Regions from separate parts of the Homo sapiens genome. Here region 2 is linked to region 1. A link is an interaction called in ENCODE POLR2A ChIA-PET data of the cell type or tissue named here. Cell type or tissue: Panc1. All regions are shown on one strand. Each heading gives the region's core, and the rest is flanking DNA. Links, peaks and the distances in the headings are about the cores only. Region 1 overlaps DYNLT2 (dynein light chain Tctex-type 2). Region 2 holds the start of LINC00242 (long intergenic non-protein coding RNA 242).

Region 1 (5,378 bases), core at 275-5,274:
TTAACAGCAGATTCAACAGTGCAGAAGAAAGGACATTTAGAGATGTGGAAATTGGGGGGGATGCTGAAAAAATATTACACGATGTCAATGAGCTTTGACAGAACTTAAAGTTGCCTAACGTTCTTATAATTTGAGTCCCCAAAGAGGTGAGAGAGGACAGACAAAAAGTACTGGAAGAAATAAGGAATGAGAAATTTTCAAATCTGTTGAAAACTATAAACCCACAAATCTAAGAGGCTCAGTGAACTCCAAGCACAAGACACATGAAGAAAATTATGCCAAGACATAGAATAATAAAATTGCTTGAAACCAGTGACTTAAAAATTTAAAGGCAACTAGAACAAAGGAACGTTACACACATAGAAACAGACAAAATGACAGCATACTTCTCAGAAACAATGCAAGACAGAAGACATCGAAGCATCATCTTTAAGGATTGAAAGAAAATGACTAACAACCTAGAATTCTATACTCAGCTAAAATATCGTTCAAAAAGCAAAGGTAAGACTTCCAGCTTCCTTAAAGTCCCTACTATGTCCTAACAAGTAAAAAGCTGAACAAACTGAAAAAAGTGAGGTCACAGGACAAACTGCTGCCCCCAAAAGTAGATTAACAAGCAGCAGTTTGCTCTGTGACCTCACTCCAGCCCTCCTTAGCCATCCTGTGTGACTTAAGCAAGTAGGGAAAAAAACAAAAAACTCAGAAACATATGTGAAGTTCACAGTCCAGAAGCACAGGTTCACTAAAATACCTAGTCATACAACTACAGAATGCTTCCTCTCCGTTAATACATTACCAGCACATTGCCAGAGGCCTTGTTAACAGCAGTTTCTTTACCTGGTGAATCATGTCTGGCTATCAGGAAAAAAATTAGGCATACTAAAAACAACAACAAACACACAGAGTGAGCAGCAGAACCAGACATGGCAGGGATGTTGGAATTATCACAATTTAAGTAACTATGATTAATATGTTAAAGGGCTGTAGTTGACAAAATAGCATGCAAGAACGGATGAGCAATGTAAGCATAGAAATGGAAATCCTAAGAAAGAACTAGAAATGCTACACATCAAAAAACACTGTTACAAAAGAAGAAATCTCAAATTTAAAAAATATTTTGAGCTAAATAAAAATGAAAACATACCAAAATTTGTAGAGTGCAGCAAAAATGGGTTGGAAGGAAATGTATAGTATTGAATGTGTGCATATATTAGAAAAGAAGAAAGAGCTAAAATAAGCCTCAAAGAAACTAGAAAAAGAAGAACAAATTAAATCCAAGAAGAAAAGAAATAATAAAAATTATAGCAGAAATTGATGAAATTGAAATCAGGTACCAACAAAACCAAAAGCTTTTTCTTTGAAAAGATCAATAAAATCTATAAGCCTCTATGCAGGCTAAGAAAGAGAGGACACACATTACTAATAGCAGAAATGCAAGTCAGGATATTGCTAGAAATTACATGAACACTATAAATATAATGAAAGAATATTATGAACAATTCTGTGCCCAGAAATTTGATAACCTAGATGAAATGGACCAGTTCCTTGAAAGATGCAATTTCCCAAAAGTCATACAAAAAGAAATAGATAATCTGAATAAGCATATATCTGTTTTTAAAACTTGAATCAATAACAGCCTTCCAAAGCAGAAATCACCAGGTTCAGGTGATTTCCTTGGTGAATTCTACCAAGCATTTAAGGAAAAAGTTATATCAATTATTACAATCTCTTTCAGAAGATAAAAGCAGAGAGAATACTGTCTAACTCATTCTGTGAAGTCAGCATTACCCTAATACCAAAGGCAGACAAAGATGCTACAAAAAAAGCAAATTACAGACCTGTATCATGTATTAACACTGATGCAAAAATTCTAAACGAAATACTAGCAAACTGAATTCAGCATTTTATTTAAAGGATTTGACACCGAGGCCAAGTGAAATTTGTTCCTGGAATGCAAGGATGGTCCAACATATGAAAATCGATCAAGGTAATACACCACATTAACTAAATGAAATAAACCACATGATAAATCTCAATTGATGAAGAAAACTATATGTCAAATTCAACACTCTTTTATTATAAAAACACCCCAAAAACTAGAAATAGGAGGAAACTACTTCAACCTAATAAAAGCTCTATATGAAAACTGCACAGCAAATGCTGGGTGCAGTGGCTCATGTCTGTAATCCTAGCATTTTGGGAGGCCAAGGCAGGTGGATCACGAGGTCAGGAGATCAAGACCATACTGGCTAACATGGTGAAACCCCGTCTCTACTAAAAATACAACAACAACAAAAAAATTAGTTGGGAGTGGTGGCATGCACCTGTAGTCCCAGCTACTCAGGAGGCTGAGGCAGAAGAATAACTTCAACCTAGGAGGCAGAGGTTGCAGTGAGCCAAGATCGCGCCACTGCACTCCAGCCTGGGCGACTGAGCAAGACTGTCTCAAAAAAAAAAACAAACAAAAAAAACTTCACAGCAAACATCATACTCGATGGGGAAACACTGAAAGCTTTTCCTGTAATATTAGTAACAAAGCAAGGATGTCCACTTTTGCCACTTCTTTTCAACATAGAGCTGGAAGTTCTAGCCAAGCAATTAGGCAAGAAAAAGAAATTCCTGGCTATTAATAAAATGAAGCTTACTGCTTTAACTTAAGAGGTTAGAGCATTTATCTGGGACATATTGGGCACTAAGCAAATATTTCATTAATGCATATTGGATGTCACAGAATGGATGTTTCATGTCAAAAGCATGAACTGATATATATATCAAATCAATGCTCTTTTGGTGTCTTTTCACCTTAAGACTTACGAATGTGCTATCTAAATAATTGTATTATTTAAAAATAAGTAAATGAAGTAAAATAAAATTTTAAGACAATGAAGGATAATATTTTCATAATCTCAGGGTAGGGAGGAAGAAAGGTTTTCCCTATATCTCCATCCCATAGCCACTCAGTTGCCCTCCCTGGAGGCCACTCTTGTTTCTAGTTCCTTTGGATCATCCATGGATATTCTAAATATATGCATGCAATTTGTATGTATATGTTTGTGAGTATAGATAAAAGAATAAATAGTATTCCTATTTTTTTTTGCCAAATTGATAGCCAGGAGTGAATCTAGGATTTAGCAACCACATTATTGTAGAAATCTGTTTAACAAATTTCCAAGCTTTGTGTGAGCCCTGTCCCACTGTACAGGCTTATTTAATCTGAAAACTCATTTACAGTTTAAAAAGTAATCTTTCTGCCTTTCTCTCTTCCCCTCTCTCTTTCTCCTCCAGTATACACAGATTTTAAGAGAAAGACTGAGAGAGTCAATTCACAATGTTCAGTATGTGGAGCCTCCTTTTGATGACTCAATTGCTGATATAGGTAAAGAATGGAAGAGTGCCCTGGCAAAATTAAAGTTTGCTAATTCATATAGAATGGAGCCATTGAAGAAATTCCAAGCTCATTCAGTAGAAACTAAAGTCCAGCAGATACTAACAGTAGGTTGATAAATATATATGATAGCAGTATTGTATGAGGGTTCTACAGAGAAACAGAAATTATATATACGAAGAAATTTATTCCAGGAATTGGCTCATACAATTGTCACTAGAACCAGAAGGTATTGTGTCATTGGTGCAGGCACAACAAGTTAGTTAATCAGAGATGTGTAGTCTGTCTGCTAGGTGTCCAGTTCTGCTCCTGGTTTGTAAGAGTAATGCTTTATAGTCCACAAGCCATGTCCATTTCCTTCAAGCTATACATTAATTTATTAATAAACATGGTTAGAAATCTTTGATTTCATTTTCCTGGAGGCCAGAGAAAAATTAGTGGAGTGAGAGACTAGAGGGGAGGGCTGGAAAGAAGTAGTTTTAATATGAGCCCACTGAGCAGGGCAGTGACTTGGTACAGGTTCTGAGTCCAAGTAATCTTCAGTATAAGAAAACCAAAATCTGAATTTTAATAAATGTATAAATTTAAAAAGGTTTCTTTCCTTTACCTAAGAATTTCCTTTACCTTCTAGAAGTCTTCTTTAGAAAATCTCCTTGTGTCTATTAACTGTTTGGCAGAGTAGTCTAGTAAATTACAACTTACAGCTTGTATCGCTAATGAAAAGTAATTGAATATAATTTGAAAACCCCAATAAATATTCCTCAAAATTGTTACTGAAATAGGTAAGCATAAAATTTATTTAATATTATTTAGTTAGGAATATATTTATTTTAAAACAGTTATATATATATTATTTAGACATGTTTTCTACTTGAATTTTTATATAGAAAATATTTGGTTTGAAAATAAAAGTATTTTTCTTAAATTTTCTTAAAGGAAAGTCTTAAAGATGTCAAATATGATGATAAAGTATTCTCTCACTTGTCACTTGAATTGGCAGACCGCATACTGTTAGCAGTCAAAGAATTTGGGTACCACCGTTATAAGTTCATTATAAAAGTATTATTTATTCAAAAGACTGGCCAAGCAATAAATGTAAGTACCCCATTGATACAGGATCTAGCAATTAGAACTATAAGGCATCTCCTCCCTAGTGATTTGATTTTTATTGTGATGACTCAAGGGCATGCCATAGATTCTGAGGTACTTTTTGAAGGAAAGTATCATGTTGTTAAGTATATTTATTTCACTGTAAATTATTTGAAAAGTACAAACCAGCTGGGTTCGTTGGCTCATGCCTGTAATCCCAGTAGTTTGGGAGGCTGAGGCAGGTGGATCACCTGAGGTCAGGAGTTTGAGACCAGCCTGGCTAACATGGTGAAACCCCGTCTCTACTAAAAATACAAAAATTAGCTGGGCATGGTGGTGGGTGCCTGTATTCCCAGCTACTCGGGAGGCTAAGGCAGGAGACTCACTTGAGACTGGGAAGCAGAGGTTGCAGTGGCCCGAGTTCGCTCCACTGCACTCCAGCCTGGGCAACAGACTCAAAAAAAAAGAAAGAAAAGTACAAACCTAGAAGTAGCAATTTGGTACTACTAATTTATTAAATTGCACTGCTATTCTGTTCCTTGATCATATCAATTTTGACAGTTTAATGTCATTTAAGTTAACCAGTAAATTTATTTTGGGCACTAATAGGTGTTAGGTACTAAGGAAAATCAAGGAATGATAAAACACGGACCATGATTCTCAAGGAGATTTTACTCTACTTAAGGAGATAAAGCAGCACAATTTAGAATTCAGGGAAATAAAATGATAGGGATAATGTAAACAGCCTGGGTTTTGGAGTCAGATTGCCTCTGCCACACTTGCTGGCTGTGGCCTTGGCACAGTTTCTTCATCTATAAAATGGTGATGATAAAACTGGCTTCCTAGAGCTGTTGTGAAGATTAAATGAAATTATCTGTATTAAAATCCTTAACATAATCACCAG
Region 2 (5,378 bases), core at 288-5,287, 56 kb before region 1:
TGGAGAGCTCTGTGTCTGTGGAGAATTCTGTGGTCTGGTGAGCTCTGTAGTGTAGAGTGCTCCGTGGTGTGGAGAGTCTTGTGTGGAGATCTGTGTCTATAAATATGTCTGTGTCAGTAGAGAGCTCTGTGTTGAGGAGAGCTCAGTGTCTGTGGAGAGATCTGTGGTGTGGAGAGCTCTGTGTATGTGGAGAGCTCTTTGGTTTGGAAAGCTCTGTGGTGAGGAGATGTCTGTGTCTGTAGAGAGCTCTGCGGTTTGTGGAGCTCTGTGGCTTGTCAAGCTCTGTTGTGTGTAGCTCTGTTGTGTGTAGTGGTCCGTGTCCGCTCAGAGCTCTATGTCTGTGGAGACGTTTATGGAGGCACTGACCCTTTCACAGCACCAGTGTTTACTCCTGAATATGTGGGTATTGGGTCCAGCTCGTGGCCTTCTCTAGCTGTCTTGTGTTCTTCCTTATCTTGTGGCTTAGCAGCCCACAAATGTACTTCCTGGAGAGGAGAATGCAGCCTCCACCAGACCTCTCTAGCTTTCAAATCAAGTGTGGCCTAAAGCTGCCTCCTTGTGTATTTTAATTTCGACCTAAAGCTTTCTCTGTACATCACGAACAGTAACCTAAATGGAATTGTAAACAGACCGTAGCCTACTCTTGTGCCAATCGCTGAGTTTTGGCCAATCTAAGGTGGCCAGCTCTTCAACCATGTTCAACTACTGCAAACCCCAAGCTTAACAAATCTGGCTGTTTCCGTACCTCATTTCCATTTTCTGTACATCTCTTTCCTTTTTCGGTCTTAAATTTTCTTCCACCACATGGCTGTGCTGGAGTCTCTGAGTCCACTCTGGGTCGGGAGGCTGCCTGATTTGTGAATCACTCTTTGCTCAGTTAAACTCCTTTACATTGGCTAATTGGTTTTACTTTTTTTTTTTTTTTTTTTTCTTTTTGACAGAGTTTTGCTCTTGTTGCCCAGGCCGGAGTGCAATTGCTATGGCGTGATCTTGGCTCACCGCAACCTCCGCCTCCTGGGTTCAAGCAATTCTCCTGCCTCCGAGTAGCTGGGATTACAGGCATGTGCCACCACGCCCAGCTAATTTTTTGTATTTTTAGTAGAGACGGGATTTCTCCATGTTGGTCAGGCTAGTCTCAAACTCCTGACTTCAGGTGATCCACCCACCTCGGCCTCCCAAAGTGCTGGGATTACAGGCGTGAGCCACTGCGCCTGGCCCGGTTTTACTTTTAACAAGCGTGAGAGCATCTGTTGCTGAGCTATGTGGGCAACATGCATGTGAGGTGCGGCCCTGCCCTCCAGGACACGCAGCTTCATGAGTAGAGAAGAAATCTTATCCAAGGGCGAGTAGCAAGAACACAGCAAACCAACGCACACAGAGGGCGATCCAGCAGTCAGACTGGGCAGATGGAAACAGCTGAGGGTCTTCAGTGTCTCGCGATGGGAGAGGCGGCCTAGTCTGAGAAACTGAGGCAGGAGGGACTGCCTGGCTTCTGGAGGGAGAGGAGGAGCCTGTCCCAGGCCCAGCCATGTTGGTGACAGCAAACTACCGAACTACTGGAGGGAGAGGCCCGGGCTGTCAGGGAGCACTGCCGGCTGCTGAGAGGACAGGGAGCCCCGGGCCCCCCCTGCAGAGGTTCCTGCTCAGGTCCTCCGGAGCCTGGGTGGAGCAGAGTAGGGTCGTGACCTGTGGGGACCCTGCAGTGCCCAGATTTAGAATTCTGCCAACCTCCAAGCTCACCATCAGCCTCCTGCAGCCCCACTTGTTTCTGGGGCAGCTACTGGACCCCGACCCCATCGTCCCCAGGCAGGGGGTCGCAGCCGCAGGTCTGTGGGGGCTGGTGTCTGGCCTCCCTCCTTCTGGCTGGCTGAGCAAAATATCTGCAGGGCGCAGAGCAGGTCACAGGGATGCTAATTAGAAAGGATAAAGCTTTTGTGGCCTAAGGCGGTTGTGGGGTTCGCTTCCAGTCTTTGAGAACACAGGAGACAATCTGTTTTGAAATCAACATAGAGGCTCCCCAAATCAATACAGTTTCCCCTCCTTTGGGGCTACGACACTGGCTTTTCCACGTGAAGACAGCAAAGCGAGAGGGTCGGTAGCCTGGTCTGCTCTCCGCCCGCGTGCAGACATGGCAGCAAAGAGGCACCCAGAGAAGCCCCCGGGGCCTGGGGCTCTTTGTAAAAAGACAAGGCCCTGAGCAACAAACTGGCTCCTGCCGCTGAGGACGACAACCGTGCACGGCTGCCCGGCGGGTCCGCACTGCCTGCCGCTCCAGTGTCCTGCCCGCTCCGCAGCAACCCCGAGCTCTGCCTCCTGTCCACCCGTGTGTCTGTGCACACAGCATGTTGCTGTCAGGGAACGGCCTCCTGCTTCTCGAGTGCCATGGGACTGGCTTTTGTTTGTGTTTTTCTTACCTAGGACTGGGACAAAAGATGGCCTGGAGCCAGGAGGTGCCGCCCACCAGTAGGGCTAGGCTGGGAGAGCTACTTTTTCCCCACCAGAGCCGCCTCTGCTTTCAGTCCCAGGCTGCACCCCGCTGGCCTTTCTGGGCCACACCAGGACCATTCTCTTGGCAAAATCTGAGGGAAGTGAGGAAACCAAGGGCTCTTATGAAATGGACAGAGTGCGGGGTGGGCACCAGCTGGGCTGCGTCCCTGGCCAGAGCTGTCGGCCAAGTTGGAGGACAGAACAGGGTGCTGGGAGGGAAACATGGATTCACTGCAGTGCTCAGGCCACCAAGCACACCACCTCCCAGACACGAGGGAAACCCCAGCATCGGCAGAGGAGTGAGATTTTGCCACAGTCTGGCCCTGGCAGTTGAGGAGCAGCTGGTGGGAGGCGGGAGATGTGCAGGCTGAGCACAGGCTCATGTGTGCGATGACTCAGGTCCCTCACTGGAGACACCAGCTGAGAGGAGAGACTGCAGGGCCTGGCACACACAGGGCCACTCTTCCTGCTGCCGGCCAGAAGGAGCTGTGTACACACAAGGCAGAGAGAGAGAGAGAAACATTAACCAAATTGCAAGTTTCGGATCATTTGTCTTCTTGTTGCTTCAGAAAAAGTTTATCTTTCAAGCAGGCCCACCTGTTCTTGTAAAACCTTATCTGGGCTATTTGGGAGCGAGTCATCAGTGCTTGTTCAAACATTCCACTGAAGAGGGGAACAGAAAGGAGGGGAGGTGCGAAGGTCATTTTCAAATTTGGAAATCTTTTTTCCCTTGCTTGAAGAAAGAGAGCTCTGCACTGAATGGGTTTGTCCCTCACATTTCCCTCTGATCTTTCAGGGAGCCCAGGTCGGTCCGGGGTGCAGCTGCATCCATTTGTGGGTACATACCAGCCAGAAAAGTTGTGTTAATTTGCAGCGAATATTTTCAAACTCCTTTCTTAAAGATGAAAGTGTTGCAACCTTGTCTTGGCTCCTGCCAGGCTGTGTGGCAAGCGTGTGTGTGAGTGCAATGTCCTGATTCCCGGGGATGCTGAATGAAAGCCCAACTCTGCATGATCCCCTGGCCCACGCCTCCGAGCCTTTCCTGCTGGGAGGTGCACCTGATGTGCACAGGCCCTTGGATCAGGCATGCGTGTTCTGTCTTAAGATTATGCTAAAGGAATTCAGGCCAAAGGCAATGACTTAGATTTTTGGCTGACTTAGATTTTTGGCTGAAATTTCACATCACAGTGCTGTAATTGTAATTAATTATGTTGCTGTGTTTCTTTACAAGGTTGTAAAGCACAAAAGCTGAGGTCGCAGGATGGTCTTGAATGATTGACTAAAATTGTCTGCTTCTCTAATGCTAGGCAGAATATATAAAAAGATAAATTCTATTAAAACCCCTCCTTCCAGAGAGCAGAAAATAAAGGGACTCAAAGTCCATCACTCTCGTGTGCTGCCTAGGGCAGCACTGGGGCCACAGACACTCTTGCTGATGGCTGTTTTGTGTGTGCTGCAGGCTTCCTAATAGAAAGGAGGCTTTGTAAGAGCACAGAAACATGCCCATGCTTCTTGGATGTGCCCTGGAACAGAGCTGAGCAAACAACGTGAAAGCAATATGTGGTATTGATTACTCAGCAAATATAAACAATCCCATACTCTTTACAGTAATCCTTTATTCAGCGTTTTTCAACCTTTAAAAAAGTTGAAGTCATTCTACTTTGATGCCTCTCTCCTTTGCTCAACTGCCCTCTGCCTAGAGCAGGCCACGTCCCTACTGGGGCAGGGAGCTCACTGGCCTCCAAGGTCCTGTTTATCCGCAGCTTCAGTGGAAGGAGGTCCACTCTCCTGCTGTTGCCACCTCCTGGTTGAGCAGCACCTTGTCCAGAACCGCCTCGTCTTCATTCTCATTGTCTTTATTTCTGGTTTTCTGCTGTGCCGCATTTATCCCATGCATATATGACAGCCTTTAAGAAACATCAGAGAGTAACAGAGACGGAGGTGCCGAGAATCAGCAAATGGAGAAGCCCTGGGCTCTGTTCCCCAGTGCTGTTGTGTTAAAGGATTTTGTTATTGTCAGTGGTGGTTTGCCCTTTTTGAAAAATGGAAGCATCAAAGTTTTAAACTTATGCTATCATTAAAATAACAACAACATTCATTGTCTGAAACAAAAATTAACTGTGAAGTGAGAATTTGAGAAGTCTCAGCCAGAACACAGTGCTGACCTTCATCTGCGTTTTGTAGCCACCACGTCCAATCCATCACCTGCTGGTTGTAGCGGCAGAGAGAAGGATGCAACCCCTGTCCTGCTGTTGTTTTATGGCTGATGATTCATGAAGACAGAAAAAATGCCCTCATTTTGGCAGCTTTCATTTGATCATTCTTTCCCACCTTCCCCAGCCTCTGGGAGATGTGTTTATTGCCAGCTTCACTGCAGAGGAGACAAATAAGTAACCCAGATGTTGGTGTTTGTGGTGCCTTTGCAGACACCTCCATGACACGTCATATCATACACTGCATATTGGATGTAACGTGAGCAATTTATGAGTCCAGACGCATCGACTGCTCTCCTTGTGCCCCTGCTGACATTCCCAAGAGATCAATATCCTGTAAAAGCCTGAAGATTGCTTCCTTTAAATGGTAAGTGCCTGCTCCATGCCTTGGAGATAAGACATTTCTACTCTTGGTCCTTAGTCACTATAAAATCACAATGTGATTCTGTAGAATTAAAAGGTGATAAATAAGCTTAGGAAATGATGTTGTTTCGGGGAAGAACGTGGACTCACTGCTGTGTCTCCTCAGTCCTTCCTTCTGGCACTCCTCTTTCCATGGAGACAGTGCTTCAGCAGGACCACCTGAACAGGCCAGTATCTGTGGGCTCGGATTTCTTACTTCTCATTATTTTATTTCAGAGAGAGTTTAAAGTGTGCATCATGTCCATTTAAATTTAC

Evidence for each region. ChIA-PET counts read pairs that join two places held together with the same protein. Peaks named below come from ENCODE experiments on the same cell type or tissue, not always from the same donor. Only the 100,000 strongest peaks of a DNase experiment are listed, where the experiment ranks them.
Region 2: POLR2A ChIA-PET joins it to region 1 with 5 read pairs; 12 of 35 experiments call an interaction of 5 or more read pairs at or near these places.

The regions. Positions count from the first base shown.
Region 1 is chr6:169,742,182-169,747,559 of GRCh38, reverse strand. It overlaps DYNLT2 (dynein light chain Tctex-type 2), which reads left to right. Exons shown (of 4, transcript NM_174910.3): 2 at 3,286-3,492; 3 at 4,322-4,480. Among named protein-coding and RNA genes, the nearest start is that of DYNLT2, 6.7 kb to the left of the region's middle. In Panc1, for the core only: no CTCF peak of the experiment used is centred there; no DNase peak of the experiment used is centred there.
Region 2 is chr6:169,798,426-169,803,803 of GRCh38, reverse strand. It overlaps LINC00242 (long intergenic non-protein coding RNA 242), which reads left to right and starts at 4,979. Exons shown (of 2, transcript NR_026781.1): 1 at 4,979-5,067. It overlaps LINC00574 (long intergenic non-protein coding RNA 574), which reads right to left. Exons shown (of 3, transcript NR_026780.1): 3 at 931-2,973. RefSeq lists enhancers at 1,222-1,914, 1,915-2,608, 2,609-3,301. In Panc1, for the core only: no CTCF peak of the experiment used is centred there; a DNase peak (open chromatin) is centred at 2,893; H3K27ac peaks cover 991 bases.